4 separate regions of the Homo sapiens genome follow, and regions 1, 2 and 4 are each linked to region 3. The links are chromatin contacts, found by Hi-C in ENCODE. All regions are on one chromosome and are shown on one strand. Each heading gives the region's core, a stretch centred on a gene start or an enhancer-like site at or near the end of the contact. The rest is flanking DNA. Distances are from core to core; before and after follow the strand shown.

The links. A loop is a pair of places that touch in the nucleus more often than their neighbours do. Pooled maps may share reads with other maps.
Region 1: a map with no recorded cell type shows a loop between it and region 3 (5-fold over the local background). The contact joins two enhancer-like sites. A Hi-C loop is called at or near these places in 1 of 168 maps with a recorded cell type or tissue (posterior vena cava), 3 of 37 single-sample maps with no recorded cell type and 4 of 50 pooled maps.
Region 2: a map with no recorded cell type shows a loop between it and region 3 (5-fold over the local background). The contact joins the promoter of CEP85L here to the enhancer-like site in region 3. A Hi-C loop is called at or near these places in 2 of 37 single-sample maps with no recorded cell type and 2 of 50 pooled maps.
Region 4: a map with no recorded cell type shows a loop between it and region 3 (7-fold over the local background). The contact joins the promoter of MCM9 here to the enhancer-like site in region 3. A Hi-C loop is called at or near these places in 9 of 37 single-sample maps with no recorded cell type and 7 of 50 pooled maps.

What each region holds. Positions count from the first base shown.
Region 1 is chr6:118,704,417-118,707,444 of GRCh38, reverse strand. It overlaps a transcript of CEP85L not described here. Among named protein-coding and RNA genes, the nearest start is that of CEP85L, 54 kb to the right of the region's middle. RefSeq lists a silencer at 1,265-1,559. Within about 2 kb of position 1,469, at least 9 of the 41 ENCODE cell types and tissues checked have a DNase peak (open chromatin) inside an H3K27ac peak, as active enhancers do.
Region 2 is chr6:118,650,325-118,653,048 of GRCh38, reverse strand. CEP85L (centrosomal protein 85L) reads left to right here and starts at 1,458. Exons shown (of 13, transcript NM_001042475.3): 1 at 1,458-1,852. The coding sequence starts at 1,780. RefSeq lists silencers at 1,105-1,564, 1,765-2,074.
Region 3 is chr6:119,458,169-119,461,173 of GRCh38, reverse strand. The region is part of intron 3 of LOC285762 (a long non-coding RNA gene); the gene reads left to right. Among named protein-coding and RNA genes, the nearest start is that of MAN1A1, 110 kb to the right of the region's middle. RefSeq lists an enhancer at 1,482-1,541. Within about 2 kb of position 1,458, at least 2 of the 41 ENCODE cell types and tissues checked have a DNase peak (open chromatin) inside an H3K27ac peak, as active enhancers do.
Region 4 is chr6:118,933,661-118,936,445 of GRCh38, reverse strand. MCM9 (minichromosome maintenance 9 homologous recombination repair factor) reads left to right here and starts at 1,287. Exons shown (of 14, transcript NM_017696.3): 1 at 1,287-1,555. It overlaps LOC124901389 (a long non-coding RNA gene), which reads right to left and starts at 1,531. Exons shown (of 2, transcript XR_007059729.1): 1 at 1,456-1,531. RefSeq lists silencers at 1,109-1,538, 1,789-2,038.

The DNA.
Region 1 (3,028 bases), core at 220-2,719, 750 kb after region 3:
AGGCGGGAGGATTGCTTGAGCCCAGGAGTTTCATTCCATCCTGGGCAACATGGCAAAATTTTATCTCTACAAAAAATACAAAAATTAGCTGGGCATGGTGGCACACACCTGTAGTCCCAGCTACTGGGGAGGCTGAGGTGGTGAGAGGATCATCTGAGCCTGGGAAGTTGAGGCTGCAATGAGCTGAGGCTCCAATGAGCTCAGTCTGGGTGACAGAGTAAGAGCCTGTCTCAAAAAAGAAAAAAAAAAAAAAAGCAGATGAGGAGGAATATGAGAAGGAAACCCAGGAGGACTGCTGGGACCAGCCTGGAGGGACCAGTACTTGGGGTCACAGAGTTGGAATGGCATCCATGGCAGAGTTGTGATCTCTCTCCAGGAGAGATAGCCTGGGCTCAGACAGGGAGATATGAAGATGAACTCATTGAAGTTTGGGGATTTGCCAGGCCAATGAGGGGCAAGGGAACTGAGATACTGAAGAGAATGGTTAAAGGGATGGCTCATGAGAGCTCCATGGGGTAGGGAAGCAGTGAAGTGAAGAGGACACTAATAGGGAAAGAATTCCAGGACTGGAATCACAAAGCGAGAGTCTTTTTGGGGTGTGGGAAGAGTAGCTAAGCGAGAAGTGGAAGAGGAGGGGATTGTGATTGGAGAGAAAAGTTCCCTATAAGACTAGACCACATTGATGAGGAGGACGGAAAGGAAAAAAGGAATTAGATGTTCAAAAATGTAAGAAAAGAAAATATGACATGGTGGCGTTTCCTGATATCTCAAGTTGAGAAAAGAAAGTTAAAAGAGAAGTGAATACTGGAAGACAGTGAAGGTTTTGTATAATTTAAAGTAAGTGGCACATAAAATAAAAATTCCAGGAGGTTCAAATGTATGTTTCATCAGTTGAGGTTACCCTAAGATAAAAGTTGAAATTATGTTAAAACTTTCTGAAACTCTCAGAAGACCTAACATCTCAAAGGGGCTAGATTCTAGAAAGAAAAAGCTTGCCAATTCCAGTTCTGGCTAGGCATTCTTAGAATACCTTAGAGTAGGTTTTAGTCTTACAGGGTTTCTGCTTTCAGAATATCAACAGGTCTTGACAAATAAAGCTTTTGAAATTTCCCTCTACTGAAATGCTCCATCTGCATTTCAGGATAGTGATGGAAATGCATCAGCTTCATTTCTGGCACTTTGATTGATGAACTTAGACTTCAATATGAAGAAAACCACTGTTCTTCTATCTAGAAAATGAAACTAAAAATAATCCCCTTGTCAGAGTGTCTGTGTTCTGTGGTTAAATTTAAGGCAACTTATTGAGTATTCATTACATGCTGGATACGAGCCCTTCCCTGACAGAGAGCACAGAGCACTACCAGAGGAGCTGGGACACACACCTACATAGACGGCCGTGATACTTCTTAAGAAGCAGCTCCCAAATCTACCCAATTAGCACAGTGCTCACTGTGGGCAAAAAGCTGAGAGCAACAATGTGGGGGCGGGCTTAGCAGGAAAGGCCTCCCAGGCATTGCATAAATGCAAGAGGTCAGAGAAAGAATTCACACCAGGCAAGGAAATTATTTATGGTATTGCAAGGGTGAAAAGATTTTTTTTCAAATCTCCTGGTATCTCTGTTACTCTGCCCTAGTGTTTGGACATATGGAGTTACCATTCCCATTAAATTATTAAAATGTGCCAGAAGACTTGGAATCCCTCAAGAGCATATTGTGAGAAGGGCTCACACACCTCCAATTATGCCTTTGGCACAAGTGCCATGTCAGATTGATGTCTGGAAAAGGATTGAGATTTGGAAAACCACATAATGATTTCTTGTATTGTTTTATCCTTCATTTTGTGCAAATCACACTTACCATGCCATTAGTAGCTTCCTCACAACTCAACAATGTTAAGAGGGACTTGCTAGCTAACTTGATCCCTAATGGAAACCTTTTACTAGGGAGGGCTGGATTTGGTTCCGGGGTCAAGGCAAACACCCTTCAATGAGCCCATGCCATGCCTTGTAACTATATTTTAAACATTTTCATTGTTCCTTCTGCAGAAATTATATCTCTTCCTCCCTTCTGCAAATTGTCCAAGCCCAAAAAGATATTTTGTGCTTATTTAGTGTTATCTCACAGTCTGGGGCAAATTATCAATAAAACAAGAAGCCAAAATCTAATAAGAAAAGGCAGGATATGAGAGGGTATGCATCTCTGCTGCATGAAGAGAAGACAGCAGCACCTCTCGTTTTCTTTTAGAGACTGTTCGGCCCCATGAGTTTATTAAAACAGAAGAAATAAGTTGAAAATGGAAAAGGGTGTGTGTGGGTGATGTGGTTACTTAGCAACAGGGAAGCTTCCGGCTGATGTTCTGAATTGAACAAAGAAAAACAGGACAGCAGGGAATAAAGGAATGGGGAAAAAATGAAAGGGAGTAAAACAGATGTGGTTGGGAGAGAGGGCTAAGAAGGGGTGAAAAATAAAAGTCAGGGAAAAAGCATGAACAGAAATGTGGTAAATACTTAGAAACAGGAAGCCTGTGAATTTTTAAAAATGGAAAAAAAAGCCACTGAAAGAAAGGTGAAAATAGCCAGAAGGGTAAGAAAACATCTGCAGTGGAAGCTGCTAGGCAAATGGAGGAATAAAATGCCCCAGCGCCATGAACTCTTAGCTTAAAACTAGGCTCTTTTGGCCAGGCGTGGTGGCTCAAGCCTGTAATCCCAGCACTGTGGGAGGCCGAGGCAGGAGGATCACTTGAAGTCAGGAGTTTGAGACCAGCCTGGCCAACGTGGTGAAACCCTGTCTCTACTAAAAATACAAAAATTAGCCGGGCATGGTGGCGGGTGCCTGCAATCCCAGCTACTCGGAAGGCTGAGGCAGGACAATCACTTGAAAACCCAGGAGGCGGAGGATGCAGTGAGCAGAGATCAAGCCACTGCACTCCAACCTGGGCGACAGTGCAAGACTTTGTCTCAAAACAAAAAAGCAAAACAAAACAGAACACTAGGCTGTTTTGTGGTGTGTGAGGTCACACCAGGGTGCAC
Region 2 (2,724 bases), core at 209-2,708, 810 kb after region 3:
ACACTTCTTAGAACTGCATCACAAATGAATTTCAAAAATTCTGTTCCTGAGACTGTGGTAACTACAAAGCATGAAAAAAAAATCTATACATAGTGCTATAGCTTCTGCTAATTTTCTTTTTGGGACTTAAAAAAATCTATCCTCTTCAAGTGTTAGATAAAACGAGCTAGTGCACATTAAAATAATAAAAAGGAACCAATCACATTCGTCTTTCATGTTTCTGTATCTTTTTATCATCAGAAACAGCTGACCCTTGGCTAACATTACATGATTTGGAGAAATAATTGGAAGTCTACCACAGGGAGACTAAATGTAAAACTCCAATCAGATAAATTACAACACGGATGTGGTAAGTGATAGAACACACACCTAAATCTAATTTAACTTCCAAGAATTTTAAGTAGTATTTCCCAATTAAAATGTCTTTAAGGGAAAAATGCAAATATGAGGCCTTTGTTAGCAAGATTCCAGAACAGGAAAAGCGGAACTCAAAGCCTCTCTAGTTAAGCGACCTGCGTTCCGACTTACCTCTGAGTGATGGGCCTACTGCAGAGCCCGCCTCCCACCACAGTGCTGGCCCAGAATTTTTTATACGAACTAGTTCGTAACTAAACGTTGGAAGCATCACCATATTGCCAGTGAGAAGTAAGATTTAAAAATAAAACGATGCTGTCCCTTTTCGCCCTTCCTTAGGACGTCTCCTCCTGCACTAAGGGTTCAGGTGAAGGGTGGAAACTGGCCAAGAAGAGGAAGAACGTGAAGGAGTAGGGGGCAAGGAGGAAAGGGCTCCCTTTACAGACTTTGGTGCCATTTTTACTTTCTGCTTGCTAATCTGAAACGTTGTGCGATTACAATGACGGCCCCTCTCCCCCTCGGGTACTAATTACCCCCGGGCCTTTTCCGGTGCACATCCCGGTGCTATATTCTGGTGCCTGTGTTGCCCCCACGCCCCCATTAAATTAGTAAAGGAAAACCACCCCTTTTCTGCCCCTAAAGTAATCTATAAACGAAGGAATACAGATGAGGATTTAAATCCCAATCCTAATTCCAAGGGAGGCTGGAAGCCCCCTCAGCCGCGCCCTGGCTTGGCTTTTTCATCTCGAGCGGTTGTGACGCCAGGGGCAGGTCTTCCACGTGTCTTCACAGAGGTGCCCGGAGGGAGGGCGTGAGGGATTACCCAAGGGAGGGGCGAGTATCGCAAAATAGGCCAAGTCGCTGCCCTCTACTCAACTCGCAGGGCGGGAGGATGGAGACAGAGGGATGCGGCGGGAGGGCGGGACAGCCCAGTCGCCGCCAAGGAGGCGAAGCGGGGTCGGGGTAGCTCACCCGCCCCCCGCAGTCCCCGCCCCCCGCAGTCCCCGCCCCGCGCGGCGCCGCGCACGCCTGAAGTCATTGCCCGAGGCCCCGCCCCCTCGCGGCCCCAGCCCCGGCTCTGGCTCTGCCGGCGGAGGGGGCGGAGAGAACCCGCAGCTGCAACTTCGCCTGGAGCCTTTGAGCCTGGGCTCAGCCGGGGATCTAGCAGCCGTCACCGCCGAGTCGCCGCTTCCCCGGCGCGGGCCTCAGCCCAGCCGGCTTGGCCATGGCAGGCGCCGGCAGTGCGGCGAATCTGGCCCCTGCGCTCCCCGCCCGTAGCTGAGCAGCCGTTAACCAGCCATCCCGCCTTTCCTCCTGCCCGTGTCGCCGAGGCCCACGCTCCGCGCAAGTTTCCGCCGCCGAAGAAGCAGGAGGACGGACGTGAGGAGTCGGGCGTCCCTGGCCCACCCGGCCCTCTCGCCCGCGATGTGGGGGCGCTTCCTGGCTCCGGAGGCCAGCGGCCGGGATAGCCCCGGCGGAGCCCGCAGCTTCCCTGCCGGTAAGGAACGGGACAGCGCCCCGGCTGGGGTGGGGGTCACGGCCGACCGCGGCGCCTCGGGACCTCGCCGCCGCTCCCCTCCCGCCTCAGGCCTGTCTTACCCCGGCCGCCTCCCCGACGCCGCCGCGTGCCCAGTGTCCTCCCCGCTGTCAGCACCCGGGCTGACATATGGCTTGCCGCGTCCCAGGCGCATCAGCCCCGCATCCCGTCGTCCCCGCCGCTCCTCCTTGGGCTGCAGCCCCAGCGCCCCCAACTTCCAGCTCGCTTGGGCCCCCGCGGGTTGGGCTTTATTGTCTGCCCGGTTTTTTCCTTTTACTCGTGGGGTGTGTGACCTGCGTGATAACGGGGCTTGCCCGTTTGCTCGCGGGGACCCGGGCGGGAAGGTCGCTGCGACAGTGCTGCGGCGGCGGCCCGGGCGCGTCTCGGAGGGGCCGCAGTTCCGCGCCCTCCCGACTTCTGGTAGGCGCAGGCTGGGGTTGGCTGTGCCCACGCCCGCAGCCGCTACTTTTAGGGCGCGTTTTCGGGAGGGAGGATGCTGCCAGAGATGCGGCCGCTCTCAGCCACCCCCAAGGGAACTTCAGCCCCTCGGAGGAACCTGGTCGCCGCCCCGCAGCCCCTGCGGCGTAAGAGGAGGGCGCGTCCTGCAGTAGCCAATGGACCATTGAGCAACCGGGTTACGAATCCGTTTGGCTTTCCGTGGCCCCTTCAAGGAAAATTAGGGGTTTGCTGCATTCCGTATCTGAAGGGGTCTGTTTGTATCGGACAGCCATTTCATGCTTGCGTCGCTCAGAAGTTGTGTAGGAGCCACAAAATTAGGATAAATCCTCCCCTAACTTGGGATAAAAAATAAGTCTTGGGTTGCCTGTGATATG
Region 3 (3,005 bases), core at 209-2,708:
CCCCACCTCCCAAAACCACCACATTGACAATTAAATTTAACCATGAGTTTTGGTGGGGACAAACCACATCCAAACCATGGCACTTTAGTTTCTCACATCCATCGCTCTTTAGGTTACTGCTATTGGCTGCTGTCCTCACCACTCCACTAAGCTGTCCTACCTAAGACCATCAATGATCTAATTCTGGAAGTAGTAGACTCTGCAGAATTCATCTTTCTAACCTCCATATCCTTTCCTTTGTGATGGTCTCACTTCCCTTGGTTTCCACCTGGCAGCCTTTCATGGTCCTTCTAACTTTCTGCTGATTCTGTCTCAGTCACAGTAACGGGCTCCTCTCCTGATACCTATATTTTGAGCCCTTTCCATAATTCACTCTCATTTCTTCTCAACATGACCACAGCTTTACCTACCTCCTACCTATATTCCCAGACAAGAGCTCTGTCCAGAGCTCCAGACATCTCCAAATGACTACTAGATATCCCAACCTGGAGATCCATGGCACCTCAAAATCACCACACCCAAAGACCAAAGTCATCATCTACTGACCCAGATCTGTTCTGTTCTTCACAATTCCTTATGTTCTCAAATAGACTGGGAGGTCTCAAGGTCAAAGTCAGGGTCTGATTATCTCTGTCCTCCCATACTTGGACTCAGAGCCAGGTAAGTACTTCATATGTATGTATTTATCAAATGCCTGAATCAGTAAAGTAAATAATGGCATAGTGTGCAGCAATTTTTATAAAAAGAAATTAAATACTCACATAGAAAAAAGGAAACAAAATACTTTCTAAATCCATGCTGATACTAGGAGTCATTATGTCCCTTTCTAGATCTTGATTTCAAATTAATCTGTCTTTAGTGTCTAAAATCCACTTTCTCCCCTCATTAACCATTAAGATGGGGCAACATGATGAGCACTGTGCTCAGATGATGGACAAGCAGACACGAATTCAACATGAGGTCTCTGCAACACCGTCGCCAGGACAACTGCTCCACATGACCAGTGCCCTCTCATCTTTTGGAGCTAGTCTTTTCATAACATGTTTCAGGGTGCCTAATATACATTATATTAGATATAATATATATTTCTATCATCTATTTTTGCAATTTGCTGTATATATAACAGACACCAAATATAATATCAAGTACAATATCAAAAAAAACAAAAAAAATTAAGATGTTTATCCATCTAGTCTTTCTGTATCTCTCTTCATAAATTCTCCACAATTACCAAGAGTAGTTTTGTAAACACTGTAATTCTACTAGAACGCAGTTTATCCACAGACTTGAATGCTTTGTCAGCTAAGTGTTTTCTCACTATCACTTTCCTTATCTGGGGTTTCTGTTCCTTCTTAACTATGTTTGCTTTGTTCTTTCCAGTTTGAAGATCATTCTCCTTGCTACAGTAGACGAAGGTGAATTCAAAGTTGAGTGGTTCTGTTTTCTCAATCATTTTGCCTTACCCCACCCATCTCTACTCCATCAAGCCTTTATTTCTTCCTCATTCTTTGGTTCAAGGTACAGTTCTGGACATCCTTTTATATTATCTTTAGCACTTTTATGATGCGGATTAGACTTGCTGATTATATTCTTGTATTTTTAGCCACGTTAGCAATATTCATCCTTGGAAACTAGCTCATCCTTCAATCGTTTGTATCTTGGCCAAGGGTGAAGACACAAAAGCGGGTAGGGAGCAGGGCTAAGAATGGAGCAGGCACCCTCTGCCCTGGAGAGATGCAGTACAGGTTTCAGAATGACCCAAAAGCTCAACATCAGGTCTCAGTTGCCAGAAAAGGCAAGACCTGGGCTTGCCAGATGTCCCCTGTTGAACCAGACAGTCAAGTATTTTAACTTCTTGTCTAATAACATGAAAATTTCAAATTGGTTGTTATTTCAATTTCAGATTTGCCTTATCTTAATTCCAGTTTTCTATTTAATCAACAGTGGTTTGGAACATTTTCAGCTTTTAGTTTCTTACTAAGTTAAATATTTAATGATCTGTAAACAAACACTTGAGAAGATGCTACTTAAAGGGACTCTCATCCCTCTTTACTTTGTAAAGTGAATGAATTCACTCTTGAATTTATCTTTAAATTTTCAGGTAAGTGTTTGAATGTAAAAAGTGGAGCTGGCATGGTAGGGTTGATGAGAAGGAAGCATCACTGTAGAAAGCTTCCGAATCTTTCAGTCCCCCACCCCTACTGAGGACACAGTCTTTCTGCAGAGTCTTTCTGGCCATCACAACAGGGAGCAAGGGTTAGGGAAGGGGAAGAAGAAACCAATAAAGTGTAAGTATGGTACCAGGAGTATACCAAGACCATGAAGGAGAAAGAGATCACATGCAAATATAGGTTGAAGTAGGTTTGAAATCCAAGGAGAGATATTCCAAGAAACAAATATAGAGATGAGAGAGAGTGAGAGACAGAGAGAGAGAAAGAGAGAGAAATTTAAATACATAGGTAAATTCACAAGCAGAAGGAAATCAAAAGCCAGAGGAACCATTAAAGGGCAAACAAAGTAAACTGAACAAGGGTGAGTAGGAAAGACATGGCTTGATAAAACAGCTACTCATTATCTACACTCACTTTAGATTCCAAGAACAGGTTTATGTTCTGTATTAGTCTGTTCTCACACTGCCAATAAAAACATACCTGAGACTGGGTAATTTATAAAGGAAAGAGGTTTAATTGACTCACAGTTCCACAGAGCTGGGGAGGCCTCAGGAAACACAATCATGGCAGAAGGGGAAGCAAACACGTCCTTCTTCACATGGTAGCAGCAAAGAGAAGTGCCGAGTAAAAGGGCGAAAAGCCCCTTATAAAACCATTAGATCTCGTGAGAACTCACTATTATGAGAACAGCATGGAGGTAACTGCCCCCATGATTCAATTATGTCCCACCAGGTCCCTCCCACGACACATGGGATTATAAGAACTACAGTTCAAGATGAGAGCTCACCTGAGAGCTCCCTACTTCTTTAGATGACTAACTTTTATCCCTTATAA
Region 4 (2,785 bases), core at 38-2,537, 520 kb after region 3:
CCTTTTTAGCAACACAGACTAAGACACTATCAAAGAACAACTGAAAATTTAAAATGTCATTTACATAATATCAAGAAGTATATTTTTCCCCCATCCTTAGATTTATGGATAAATCTGACATAGGGTGATATGGTTTGGCTGTGTCCCTGCCCAAACCTCATCTTGAACTGTAGTTACCATAATCCCCAGGTGTTGTGGGAGGGACCCGGTGGGAGGTAACTGAATCATGGGGGTGGTTATTCCCATGCTGTTCTCTGATAGTGAGTGAGGTATCACAAGATCTGATGGTTTTCTAAGGGGCTTTTCCCTCCTTGCTCCTCACTTCTCCTTCCTGCAGCCCTGTGAAGAAGGAGGTTTGCTCCCGCTTCTGCCATGATTTTAAGTTTCCTGAAGTCTCCCCAGCCATGCTGAACTGTAAGTCAATTAAACGTCTTTCCTTTATAAATTACTCAGTCCCAGGTATGTCTTTATTAGCACTGTGAAAATGGACTATATAAGACTAGACCTGACAAAAGATCAAAACATTTGCTGAGTGAAATAACACCTAAATAAATGAAGAGGCTTACTTTAAGGGTCATTACTAAATATTGTTAACATGTAAATTATTCTTACATGGATCTATAGACGAAATGTAACCAATCACAATCCCAACTTTTTAAAGTGACAAGCTGATTTTAACATTCATATGAAAACCCAAGGGACTAGATGAGCCAGAACATTTTTGAAAAATAACAAAAAATTGGAGGCCAAACACGATCTGATTTTAAGACTCTTACGAATCTACAGGAATCAAGACAATGTGGTATTTTTGTAGAGAGAAATATAATAAATTGTCGGAACAGAATAGAAAGTCTAAGAATAGACCCACAACTGATGCTTTAGGGACAACTGATTTTAAACATAGGTGCAAAAGCTATTCAGTGAGAAAAAGAAAGCTCTCTAAACAAATGACACTATTCACATACAAAAAAATGACCTAAGATCCATACTTTGCACCACAGACAAAAATTAGCTCTAATTGGATCACAGACCTCAATATAAAACCTAAAATTCTAAAACTTGTGTCAGAAAACACAGAAGAGATCCTCTGTGGCCTTGGGTTAGGCAAATTCCTTGGACAGACAAAAAACAAACCCTAAGATCCGATCTGAGCCGCCGCACAACCCTGCTCTGGCCACTTAGCCTGAGGTCACTGCTCGGGTCCCGCCCCTCTCCCCGCCCGGGACCCTCCTGGCTCCGCCCCAATCCGCCCGCTCCGCTCCACCCCGCCCCGCTGCCTCGTCTCCATCCGGAAGAGCCGCCGGGGCAGGGAAGTTGAGGCGGTGCGCGGCCCGGCGTCGGTCGAGAGCGCAGGCCCGGCAGAGCCGCAGGCGCTAGGCCGCCCGACACAGCCCGCGCGTCCCCGCGGCCGGTGGCGCCTCGAGCGGCCACGTGCACGCGCGCACTCCGCCTCACCAGCCTTCTTGCGCCGGAGACGAACCCGCTGCCTGGCTGGAGCTCTCTGGGCCCTTCGGCCTCGGGAGCAACGCGTTCCCGGCGACTTCTGACACAGCCAGTAAGTGATAGCCGCCTCCTCCTTTCGCGGTTATGTTTTTCTCCAGTTCGTCCCAAGTCTCGTTCCCGTCTCATTACTTCAAAAACTATTCAACTCCGGGACCGGACAGGCACGGGAGCTGCCCGGGAGAAGAGCCCCAGAAGTCTCAGAGACTGCCAAGGTGTTGTGGGGCAGGGGCTGCGTGCAAAGACCCTGTGAATTAGAAAGTTTGGAAAGCATGCCTCCAAAACCGAGCGACTCCACGTTTGCCAGGCGCCCCTGGGGCAGCCGAGCGGCCCGGAGGCGCGAAATGGCGCGCCCCCGCAGTGAGAGGGGCGGAGGGAGTGGGGCGGGGCCGAGGGCGCGCGTCCCGCCAGCCCGCGCGGAGGGGGCGGGGCTCCCGGCAGGTGCAGGCGGGCGGGGCGGGGCTGCCGCGATTCCCGGAGACAGCTGGGGGATGCCAGTGCAGTTAGGCACTCTCCTGTCTTCTTTTCGACGCTTCGCTGTGGTCAAGAGGACAAAGTAAAGCAAATGATTTTATTTTGACCCCAAATATTCAATAAGAAAAGGAAAGAGAACTTGAAAGTTGTGAAATGACCCTTCTCAAAACAAAAAGTCCCTCCAGTGTCTATCTGGGTGGGTAGTAGGTACGTTTATTGATTTAGCAAACTGCTGATAACACAGTTGATTAGTCAGTTTTGCATAGATGTTGAAAGGGAATGAATAACGATGGTCCATATAACCATAGAAATGCTAGCCTAACTAGGCAAAATTTAATCTGACCTTAATTTGAACGTTGAATTCTGCTGCTGCCCTTTTCCTGCCTTGTGTGGAGCTGTTTTTCAAATTGCTAAATTTGTGGCTCTAAACTTAATATGCTTTAATAGAATCATAGTGATTCTCTTGTAGCCACTGTTGGGAGTCCAGATTTTTTTTTTTTTTTTTTTGGGCAAAGTCCACATTGTGGAGATATTCCTTCCCAAGTGCTTTTTCTGCTTTACACTTGGCTGAATTTATATTGCTTAACCAAAAACAAATTACCGTGGAGGCCGTAATTTATTTCCACTCATTGTTTTGGATATACATTTACTCATTCTTACTCTCACTCTGGCCTCCTATAGTGGTCAGGATTCTTGACCTAACTGCTATATGTACTTCTTAAACGTTTCACACCTTGCGGAATAGTAGGTTCTCAGAGAAAGCAAAATATAGCAAATAGCGTGTATAACACGTACTTAGGATGATAAACTG